Regions from separate parts of the Homo sapiens genome. Here region 2 is linked to region 1. Evidence: chromatin contacts called from ENCODE POLR2A ChIA-PET data. All regions are on one chromosome and are shown on one strand. The core of a region is the stretch at or near the end of the contact, and the rest is flanking DNA. Distances in the headings are between cores, read along the strand shown. Region 1 has its middle 270 kb from the start of TFCP2L1. Region 2 has its middle 210 kb from the start of TFCP2L1.

The links. ChIA-PET counts read pairs that join two places held with the same protein, here RNA polymerase II (POLR2A).
Region 2: POLR2A ChIA-PET joins it to region 1 with 24 read pairs in H1. The contact joins two enhancer-like sites. POLR2A ChIA-PET finds 5 or more read pairs at or near these places in 7 of 52 experiments (Caco-2, H1, HEK293T and 2 more).

The regions. Positions count from the first base shown.
Region 1 is chr2:121,017,396-121,022,754 of GRCh38, reverse strand. No RefSeq gene overlaps it. Among named protein-coding and RNA genes, the nearest start is that of TFCP2L1, 270 kb to the left of the region's middle. RefSeq lists enhancers at 2,927-3,546, 3,547-4,166. Within about 2 kb of position 3,839, at least 3 of the 41 ENCODE cell types and tissues checked have a DNase peak (open chromatin) inside an H3K27ac peak, as active enhancers do.
Region 2 is chr2:121,073,774-121,079,213 of GRCh38, reverse strand. No RefSeq gene overlaps it. Among named protein-coding and RNA genes, the nearest start is that of TFCP2L1, 210 kb to the left of the region's middle. RefSeq lists enhancers at 3,103-3,954, 3,473-4,372, 3,955-4,805 and a silencer at 3,767-4,061. Within about 2 kb of position 3,973, at least 3 of the 41 ENCODE cell types and tissues checked have a DNase peak (open chromatin) inside an H3K27ac peak, as active enhancers do.

The DNA of each region.
Region 1 (5,359 bases), core at 2,590-5,089:
TCTTTCTTTCTTTCTTTTTTTCAGACCCAGGCTGGAGTGCAGTGGCACGATCTTGGCTTATTGCAACCTCCACCTCCCGGGTTCAAGCGATTCTCCTGCCTCAGCCTCCCGGGTAGCTGAGATTACAGGCACCTACCACCATGCCCCACTAATTTTTGTATTTTTAGTAGAGACGGGGTTTCGCCATGTTGGCCAGGCTGGTCTTGAACTCCTGACCTCAGGTGATCTGCCTGCCTTGGCCTCCCAAAGTGCTGGGATTACAGGTGTGAGCCACCATGCCCATCAAAATGATAATTTTCGACTCAGGTGCACCCTCTACGTTTACCAATCAATACCCAGTGTTCTACTGTAAGCAAGAGCTCCCACTTAGTTACTTATCTGTTTATAGTTTTACCATTACTGTAAATGAGGGTTTCTCAACCTGGGCACTAGTGACATTTTGGACCAGTGAATTCCCTGTTGTGGGGACTGTCCTGTGCACTGCAGCATGTTTGGCAGCATCCCCGGGCTCTTCCCACTGGATGCCAGTAGCATACCTTCCTCTCACTTAACAACCAAAAATGTCTATGGACATGGCCAAATCTCCCCTGGGGGCCAAAGTTGTCTCCAGTTGACAGCCACTGGTATAGACTCAAGGATTCATATTTTTCTAGTGGTTTGTGACTGCTTTAGCGCTCGAGTTGTCCCAAATCTGGCCAGCAGGAGCTCCTTCAGGAAACTCCTGTGTCCCCTTGGCCTGCCCCTTCATTTTCTGGAGCCCTTTCTCACTTGCTGCCATAGCAAGTTATCCAGGCACAGCGTGCAGCTTTCCTGCCCAAGCCCTGACCTCAGCCATCTCTCCAAGGAGCCTGACACCATTGTTGTGACCCAGATTGATTAACAAAGCTGTGGCCAACTGTAGCATCGAGAGTTTTCAGCTGCATCCAGTAATGTTCTGGGATCCCTGAGCTATGCGCTCTGACCTCACCTCACCTTTACAGTTCCCCTTCTCCCCTGGCTCTCCCTGAGTCTGGTTCTGTTTCCAGTTCACGTCTGTCCCCTGTTTTGTGGGTGGGCGTGGGCAAGAGGCTGCTGCCTGGGGGTGAGCCAATGTCTGTTTCCATCATGCTTGGTAATATTTTTGGAAGCTGCAAGTTTAATGTTTATTTTTCAGGGTGGATTTAAAGAACTCCATGAAAACAAGCGTGTTAAAATGCTCCCGGCTTCAAAATGGGAAGCAGCCCCCTAAGACTGTATGGAAAAGGCACCTACCCATTTAGCACGAGCCTCAGCCCAACACCCCTGCACTCAGCAGCCTGAGCCCACCCGGTGCGCATCTGCCCCCAGCACGCCCTGCCTCTGCCCTGCCCCTTCCACTTCAGTCTACTGCCATTTTCTCCCGGCTGGGGGCATTTTGGGAGGAATTGATGTTTTTAGTGTTCTAAGGGCAAGGACTCACCCTATTACTCTCTTGTTGCCCGGAGCCCTTCAAAGGGCCAACTAAACCAGGGCCTGGGTCCTTAGGGGCTGGTACCAAGACTCTCAGGGCCACCCTCAACCCTGGATATAGGGAAGAGCCTATACATTAGAGGACTCCTCTGCCCTGTGGCATCTCCCTTGGTGCCACATGGTGACAGTCCCTTCCCTTCCTCCTGGCCTATTAGATAGCACAGAATAGCCAGCCCATAGAAGCTGTTATTTGGTATCCTAAACTTGGAGTCATGTGTCTGAAGTCAGAGAGAGCTGCTATAGGAGGGGCTCCTGGCCTCTCCACCAGAGTGTCCCTAGGGAAAAGCCTACTGGTTTGTGTAGGTGTGTTTAACTAAACTCTCTAGACTGTGAGTCTCTTGATAGGGATTCCATCTTTCTATTTCCCAAACTTCTTATTATTAAAAATTAAAGGCCAGGTGCAGTGGCTCACACCTGTCATCCCAGCACTTCGGGAGGCTGAGGCTGGAGGATTGCTTGAGCCCAGGAGTTTGAGCCTAGCCTGGGCAACATGGTGAAATCCCATCTCTGCAAAAAAACAGAAAAATTAGTCGGGTGTGGTATCATGTGCCTGTAGTCCCAGCTACTTGGGAGGCTGAGGTGGGAGGATGTCTTGAGCCCAGGGAGGTGGAAGATCACTTGAGCCCAGGGTGATCAAGGCTGCAGTGAGCCAAGATGGTGCCACTGCACTCCAGCTTGGATGACAGAGTGAGATCCTGTCTAAAAATAAAATTAAAAAAATTAAAAACAGAGAAAAAAAGTTGATAGTACAATGGACTCTTGCAAACCTTCCATCTAGATTCAACAATTGTTCATAATTTGCCCTATTTGCTCTGACAACATATATACACAGATCGATTTTTTTTTACTGACCCTTTGAAAGTAAGAGGTAGACATAAGGACATTTTTCACTTAAATACTTCAGCCAGAGTGCATCTCCTAATAATAACGACATTCTCCTACAAAACTATTGTCACACCTAAAAAATTAATAGTTTCTCTAATATCTTCTAACACTCAGGCCATATTCAAATTTCACAGATTGTCCCAGGACTGTCCTTGATAGTTGTTTTTTTCTTCTGAACGAAGATTCAATCAAGGTTGACATTTGGTCACTGGGTCTCTTTCATCTCTTGTATCTAGAATACACAACACCCCCTTTTTTCTGAGGCTACTGGCTTCCTGAGGAGCCAGGCCAGATGTCCTGCAGAAGGAGGGACCATGTTTGTGTCACCCCTATATCCTCAGTGCGTGTTGGGGGCCCCAGAGACCAGGCCTGGGCTGATGAGCTGGGAGGCCAGCCCCTTTGGGGAGGAGCTTCCCACTGAGCTCGGCTCAGCCTGCCTCCAGTTCCCCATGCCCCACTCAGATGCCTGCCTGACGACTCCTTCCTACCCACGAAGACTTCACGCCCAGGGCGACATGGGTTGATGGTCCACATACTCATTCCTTGGGAGGTTTAATCTGTTTTATTGAATTTTCAGATTCTCAAATCAATACCCATAATAATGCCCAGCAGAAATAAAATCTCGCTCCAGGTATTTTGCCAGATGGTTGATATTTACACATAGCAGGTTTCCCTTCACGGCTTCAGATAGCTTAATAAGTCTCGCCACAGGCAGTATATCCCAGCAGTTGGCCAGTGCACGGGCCAGGAAGGGGCCACTGCCTTCCAGGGGTCTCACTCCCCAGCCTCCGTGCTCAGAAACGCTTTCTGCAGGCCCTGGTGCACATCATTAGACCTCTCCACAGCCTCCTCATTTGTAAAATGAAGGACGTAAGAAGAATAGGAGATCTCTGCATTAGACGGGACCTTTACTGTGCCAGTCTGGCCCCAGTCCCCTAGAAGCAAGCAGCCTGGGCACAGTAGGAGCGTGAACCAGGGAGACGGCTGGGTGGAGGGGGCAGGGGCTGCTGTCAGATTCCCTCAGTAGGAGAAGCTGCTGGTTAGCTGGGGGCCTCGAGGCAGAACAGCTGTGCTGGGGATATGCAGAGGGTGCAAGCAGACTGGGCTAGGCTGGAGCGCCTCAGGGCAGGGGAATTCCCCGCAGAAGAGCTGGCAGGAGGCCGCTAGGCTTCTGAAGCACTGCCTTTGTGGAGTTCCAGGCCCTTTGAGGGCGGCCGCTTGTTCTGAGAGCCTTACGCTCCTCCTTACGAGGCCCCCTTAGTGCCTGGCTGGTTGGAAGGACGAGGCGCCTCTGAACCCACCCAAACAGGACGGCCTGAAAGGCTGCTGTGGGGTTGAGGCGAGGCGATGCCCGTGCAGGGCCAGCCACGAGGCTGGGGAACACTCGGGCGGAAGGCTCCAGTCCCTCCCGCGCCTCCCCGCCTCAGGGGCTGCTGCGGGCGTGAGCAGCAAATCCCACTCACCCGGAAGGGCTGGACTGCAGCCGCCAGGCCAATGGGGCGTCTGGCTGTCGTGTGGCCTCCTATCGCCTGGTTGCGGCCCTCATTGAGGGCTGACTGTTCTTCCTGCTGCCTCCGCCCCCTCATTCAGCAGCCCTGAGGGACCACAGCGTTCTGCTGGGTATGGCGGGAACAGAGCCAGACGCCGAGCACCTCCCAAGATGCCCGTCATGGGCCCGGAGCTGGACAGTGAGGACCCTCAAGGAGCCCAGCAGGACTCGAAGGCACACAGGCGGCTGGGCCTTACGCACCCCGTTGTGGAGACGGAGGAGGTGGTCAGGCATCTTGGGGAGGTAGGAGGTGAGCTGGGTCTTAAATAGCGGAGGAGGCCACGAGCTGAACTGACAGCCCAGGCGTCCTGAGAATGGTTTGTGCTGGGGAGCAGGAGTCTCAGAAAGCTGATGCTTCTAGAAGACCAGGAAGGGCCCCTGCTTTCATCTTACCCCCTGGGCAGAAGACGCTGAAAGGTCATTTGAGGCCAGCTCAGGACCGCGGGCAGGTGGCGAGAGGGGTCCACTCTCAGGGCAGGCAGTACGCAGGTGCAGGAGCTATGGCAAATTTAAAAGTAGTAATAAGGCTGGGCGCGGTGGCTCACCCTGTAATCCCAACACCTTGGGAGGCCAAGGCGGGTGGATCACCTGAGGTTAGGAGTTCGAGGCCAGCCTGGCCAACATGGTGAAACCTCGTCTCTACTAAAAATACAAAAAAATTAGCCAGGCGTGGTGGCGCGTGTCTGTAATCCCAGCTACTCAGGAAGCTGAGGCATGAGAATTGCTCTGAGGCACGAGAATCGCTCGATCGCTTGAACCCGGGAGGCGGAGGTTGCAGTGAACCAAGATCATGCCACTGCACTCCAGCCTGGGCGACAGAGTGAGACTCTGTCTCAATTTAAAAATAAATAAATAAAAGTAGTAATAAAACAGACTAATAATTGGTCTGCTTTTATTGATAACCTGCATCAGCCATTCTAAACTATGTCAATAGTAAGATTTTCCTCTGAGAAGAAAATCTTTTGTTGGTTTAAGTTGTAAATAATTGCTATGGTTGAATTTTAATAATGCATATGTGTAAGCTTCAAATGAGCACACTTTTATTAATTACCCTTTAATAAACATTGGGTTCTACATAGAAGACAATTTGAGGGCTCCAAGTTATACAATTGGCCTCTGTCACTCACTGGCCCAGCTACACCCATTGCAAGCCATGTTCAGATGTCCTGGAATCACTGGACTTCCTTTCAGGCACAATTTGTGTTTCCAGCTGCCGCTGCAATACGCTGCTCAGACACGGTGGCTGCAAAGACTGACGCAGAACTTGAGGCGTCAATTAGTGTTCAAAACTGAGAACAGTGAAGCAGCGCAAACTGCTGGCTGTAATGTTTTTGTCTGGTAAGCACAGGTTTTAGCTCATACATGAACTATTTGGCAGAATTTGAATAATGTCTTTAAAATCCGAATGTATATTTTTATGTTAGTTGGCTATTTTAA
Region 2 (5,440 bases), core at 2,724-5,223, 56 kb before region 1:
TGGCCATTTATCAGAGTTATGGGGAGGGATGGGCTTGCAGGAACCAGAATGCAAAGGCGGGGGGGACAAAACAGGGAGTTTCTCAGAGTCACCACCCAGGCATCTTGCCCTTGTTCAGCCACGCAGCCAGTGAGCACCCAACCCCTACCGCATGTGCCTGGCATCGTGCCACAGAGACTTTCGGCAAACACAGCACGTGGTTAATTGTCCCACCAGAGCTGTAACCAGTAGGAGGGAAAATTCAAAGTGCAAACTGAAGCGGTCTCTTTCTTTACCAGAATTAATCAGACAGACCACTCACCAAGCAGGACCAGTCAGGCCGCCGTCCCCAGGACAGTGAGTTGTGACCTGTGGACCTGCTGCATTCGGAGCCGGACACACATTCAATGAGGAGCCACAGGAAGCTGCGGCCTCCACTGTCAGTGGTGGCGTCTTGTCAGTCCCTACACATTGGAACTTTGCAGCTACAATCACCCTAAAATCTAATAGATTCTGTTTTTTCTGGAAGCGTCTGAAATGACAGGAATAGGTCCTGTGCAGCCGCAGCTGGCTGCAGTCAGCATTGCTTATGATCAGACTAGGGTGGTATCTGGGCATTCTGTCCCTGTAGCTTAAGGAAGAGTCTCCTAGACATGTAAAGATGGAAACAGACTCACCCACCCCAACACACGCCTCTTGCAGGTCAGGAAACAGGGACATCTGGAGGTGAGTTGGGGCTTGTCCAAGTTTACCCGGTGACTTCGAAGTGCAGTCACATCTAAATGTCACCCTAGATGCTCACTCTGGAACAAAATGCTACCCTTGAGCCTCATGATAATGCCCCACCTCCGCCCTGACCACAAGCCTGGACGGTGCTCTAGGCCTTGGCTGCTCACCCTGACACATGTACATCCTGGGGAGCCAGGGGGTGCCTGAGCAGGTGGGACACCAGAACATATGCTCAGCCTGATTGAGGGAAAAGATCCCAACACGCCCCCGTAGTGTTTTGGGAGACTTTTCCTCATCTTCGCTCTCCCCACAAAGGCACGGCAGCCTCTTCTTTCTCCAAACTCTCAGGCTGATGCCTTGCTTTCGAGTACACTGGAGAAAGAGCAATCTGAGCACATATGTCCATGGAGGGGCCACGTCTTCCCTGCTGTTGGGATGGACAGACCGTCCAGGCTCCCTTCCGAGGCCTTCCCCGCACTCTAGCCCATCCCATGATCTGCCATGCCCCTGGTTTCCCTCCCATCCCCACAGCACCGCCTTGACCTCCTTGACTTGTTCTTCCCTTCTCTCTATCTTAAGAGGGTTCTCAGGGCTGCATCCAAACACCTCTTCTCTTTTCTGCCCCTAAGTGAACTCATCCAGGCCATGGCTTTTCATGTTGTCCATAAGCAGGTGGTTCCCAAGTGTATGTTTCCAGCCCGGCAGCTCCCTGAGCTACAGGTTGGTAACTATGCATCCTTCTGCGATTGGATGTTTATATAAGACCTCAACTTTAATGGGGTCCCCAAACAAACTCTCAATGTTCCCGACTCCTCCTCAACCTGCTGTCTCCCATGTCTGTCTGCTGCATGACCAGTTCCACGTGGCTTTGGCCAACCTCACACAGCTGGGGTGGACAGCACCTTGCACCTGGCCCATGTGGGGTATGGTGAAACTGCTCAGCACCCACGCCTGTGTATCTGGAAGTGTGGGGCCACACCACGGGGCCACCCTCGAGCGGCAGGGGCAGAAGCAGCTGGGCAAAACTCCCTCCTTCATCCCCAGGCCGATGGTTCTGAGATGCATCCCAGACTCTGGAAGGTCTCCCCTAGCTTTCTTCCCTGCTGCCTGTGTCAGGCTTTCTCCTCAGGGGAACTCAAGCTAAGACCCAAGGAGATGGCCGCTTAGACTTCCCTTCAAGAAAGTACTGATGCCCAGCTGCGAACTGGGGTCCAGCTGTTGGCTTTGCCTGTTTCCGAGCTGAAGGCACACTATTCTGGGGTGGCCCCAGCAAGGACTGAGCAGGGCAATGATCCCCATCCCGGCCCCTTCCGCGGCCACAGGCCTCCTGAGATGGGACGGGCGCGCTTTGCTCCGGCGCCCTCTGCTGGCAGGTGCAGGTTGTGCAGGGAGGATGCATCAGGATGGCCGGCCCCGCCCACCTTGCTTCTTCCCTCTCCTCTTACAGGTGGTGCTCCCCGTTACGCTATTGCACCCCTCACTCCGTCTCAGCGTCTGCTTCCCAGACAATCCCACCTGAGACACAGTTTGATAAGGAGTTGGAGAATGAGAATACCAGTGAACTGGACTGAGTCGGGAGAGAGTTCAGACTTGCGGGGGGCGGGGGGCGGGGGGCGGTTACCTGAAGACAATGTTTAAATATTTAATGCCCCGATATTATGATTGGGCTCCTGCTCGGCTGTGCCCAGGACAGATGGAAGCCAGACTGTGATCACCTGGGTTCTGGGAATCTTGAAGAGACGCCTGGGGACTGCTTGGGTAGGGCTGGGGCTGGAAGCTCCACACCTGAACCAGCCAAGAGTCTGAGCCGGCGAAGTTAAGAGGCAGCGTCTGACCCTGCCTGACAGTGCAGGTCACTCTTCCCGTCTCCTAGAATAAGCAGACGCTGCACTGGGACAAGCCCCACTGGCAGGGGTGGACTTGGAGCCGTCTTTCCAGGTGGAACACTGCGTATCTTAAATGAGGTGGCCCCTGGATTGAATGCTCCTCTCTGCCTCTCCAGACCTGCCTTAGAGCAGGTGGTCATCCCGAGCTGCCAGGGCTCCCTAGGCTGGTGCAGTGCCTGTCAGGGGATGCAGGGAGCTCATGGGCCTCCTAGCAATCAACTCAACTCAGTGTGCACTCACTAGATGCTAGCCATGTGCCAGCAGGCACGGCGCATGGCAGGGGAGAAAACAGCTCCTGCGCCAAGGAGCCCTAGGTCCTGGGAAGAGGGGTGACAAATCCACAAACACATACATGCTTTGTCACACCCAAGACAGGTGCCAGATCCAGGAATCACGAAGGCACCAGGAGGTCTGAGGGCTTCCCTGAGGAGGTGATGCGCCCTGAGTCCTGAAGGGCTGGGGAGCCAGCCACGGGAGGTGGGAGGGAAGGCTCCAAGCAGGGGCACTAGGATTCCCCAAGCCCAGAGGAGGGAATAGCAGGTGTGTGGTTGTGATGGGGCAGGGAGGGCCCCAGGGCAGCGGGGACAGGAGGCGGGGTTTAGACTGGGTGGTAGGTGGGAGTGGTGCCTGGGACCCCAGGAAAGGCTGCAGCCAGGAAGGCTCTGGATTTGTGCCCGAGGCTCCTGCTAGCAGCTGACGGAATGGAGAGGGCAAGGAGGTGGGCAGGGAGGCGAGCTGGGAAACGCCAAGCTGGGCAGAGGCAGAGGAAAAGGAGAGGAGAGAAACTGAGGGGGCAGGGTTGGCAAGAGATGGGGAGGACTGGGTGGGTGCCAGGAGATGGGGGGAGAGCAGCCACGCCTCCCCTCCCGGCTGGGGTTTTTTCATGCTGGAGTTGGAGTTGGGGCAACTTTTGTCCTCTCTGCTCCTTGATCCAGGGCAAAGGCGGGGGGCGGGGAGGGGGGGCGGTGAAAACACGACCTAGTACCTCTCAGTTTTAGAATCAGCCACTATCTTTTCTGGTTAGAAATCGGTGGCGGGAAGCGGCTGGGAGAAATAAGATTTAGCCTCCCAAACAGGCGGCAGGGAAGGAAGGGACCAGAAGTGCTCCCAGCAGCTCATTTGCATTTCAAACAGCCCGTTTGTTTTATCTCCTAATTAGCATACTCACCCTCAGCTGAAAATGAGTCCATTAAAGGAGACTCTGCTCCAGGCTCAGCTCCTCCTTTAAATATTTTTAAAGCGTATGATTAATACACTTGCCTATTGCTGCGTGGACTGTGCTGGGGGGGTCAGGGGGCAGATAAATGAAAGAGGATAGCTGCACGCGGCGTTGACTGGCTGATTAATCACTGCCTGTTTTCTATAACTCATGGCAGATGGCAGGAGCTGGCTGCAGGCCCTCGTTGGGAATGAGGTGCTGCAGGCAGGATGAACAGGGGTCGGGGGAGACCCTGGAAGGCCCCAGTTGTGTCGTGTTTTTTTTCCTCGGCCCTACAGACCTCCGTGTCCACCCCACCCCCTGCACTTCGTGGCAATTCCCAAGTTCAAGAGCAGTGGCGTAGCTTCTGGGAAGACACAGGAAATCTCATTTCTCCCTTGGATTTTTTAGGACCTAGATAACGACACTGTCAATTTTGGGAATGGTCAACTTTGGGGTGGGGAGAGTCAGGTCCAGTGCAATACTTGTATATATTTTATCTTCAATTCTCCCAACAACCCCATTTTCTAGATAGGAATTGTGAGGCTTGGCAAGGCAGACACAGGTATTGTTCCCAGCTGGTCCCACCCAAAGCCTGCTCCTCGCTGTCCTCCCTTTTGCCCTCCCCAGGGGAGCATCATCAGCCCAAGGCCCAGAAGTGAAGGCCCTGGAGCTGGCACAGCTGCCCCCTCCCCGGGACCTCGGCCCTCTCCATCCCTGGGGGCCACTGCAGTCTTCCCCTGGTACGGGACACATTCTCCCCGTCAGGCCTGCATGGCTATTGCCCACCTCACCGTGCACATTCAATGGTGTTTTTGTCTCTTGACTTGTCTTTCCCAGGAGATGATGGATTTCCTGGAGGCAGGAAGTGTGGCCACCACCGGGAGTAGCTCCAGGACCCGGCATGGGTTAGGCTCTGGGGTGGTGTGACAGATGTGTGTCCGGTCAGCCTAGCTGAGCTGAACTGCAGCACCCAGAACTCCCTTCCCTGCACAGGCTTGGGTTATCTGGGGCCCCAGGGGAGGGGCAGAGGGAGCAGCAGTCATGTCTTCCTTTTACACTCAGAAGGCGAGAGGGGCCAGTGCCTCCCAACACACAGGGGACTCGCAGGTGCTGCTGATCTCAGGAGATGGATTTGGTGTCCAGGCAGCTGGGGCATAGCTCTTCCAGCCCAGCCAGAGCCTCCTGTGGCCTTCTTGACTCCCAGGCCAGGTATATGCTTAGTTCATGAAAGTGCCGGCTTCTTCCACGGGGTGCCCATCCTCGAAGGTAGAGGCTTAGAGCAGGGGACAGATTGACTTGGGGTCTGCCACTTCCCGGTGGGAGTTCCAGCTCAGCCTGTCAGGTTCCGTTTGTCCTCCTACCCCACTTCATGGTCATCCCCTTTTCCCCACGCCCGCCCTGCCAGCTCCACGCACCGGAGAAGCAGCAGTTCCCTTAGACGGGGTGGCCAGTGCCCAAGGTTTCACAAGGCCAAGTCCCTGTAATAGGTCGTGTGTGTGTGTGTCTGTGTGTGTCTGTGTGTGTGTGTCTACGTGTTTGTGTGTCTGCATGTGTCTGTGTGTATCTGTGTGTGCGTGCGTGTCTATGTATCTGTGTGTGTCTGTGCGTATCTGTGTGTGTGTGCGTGTCTATATATGTATGTGTG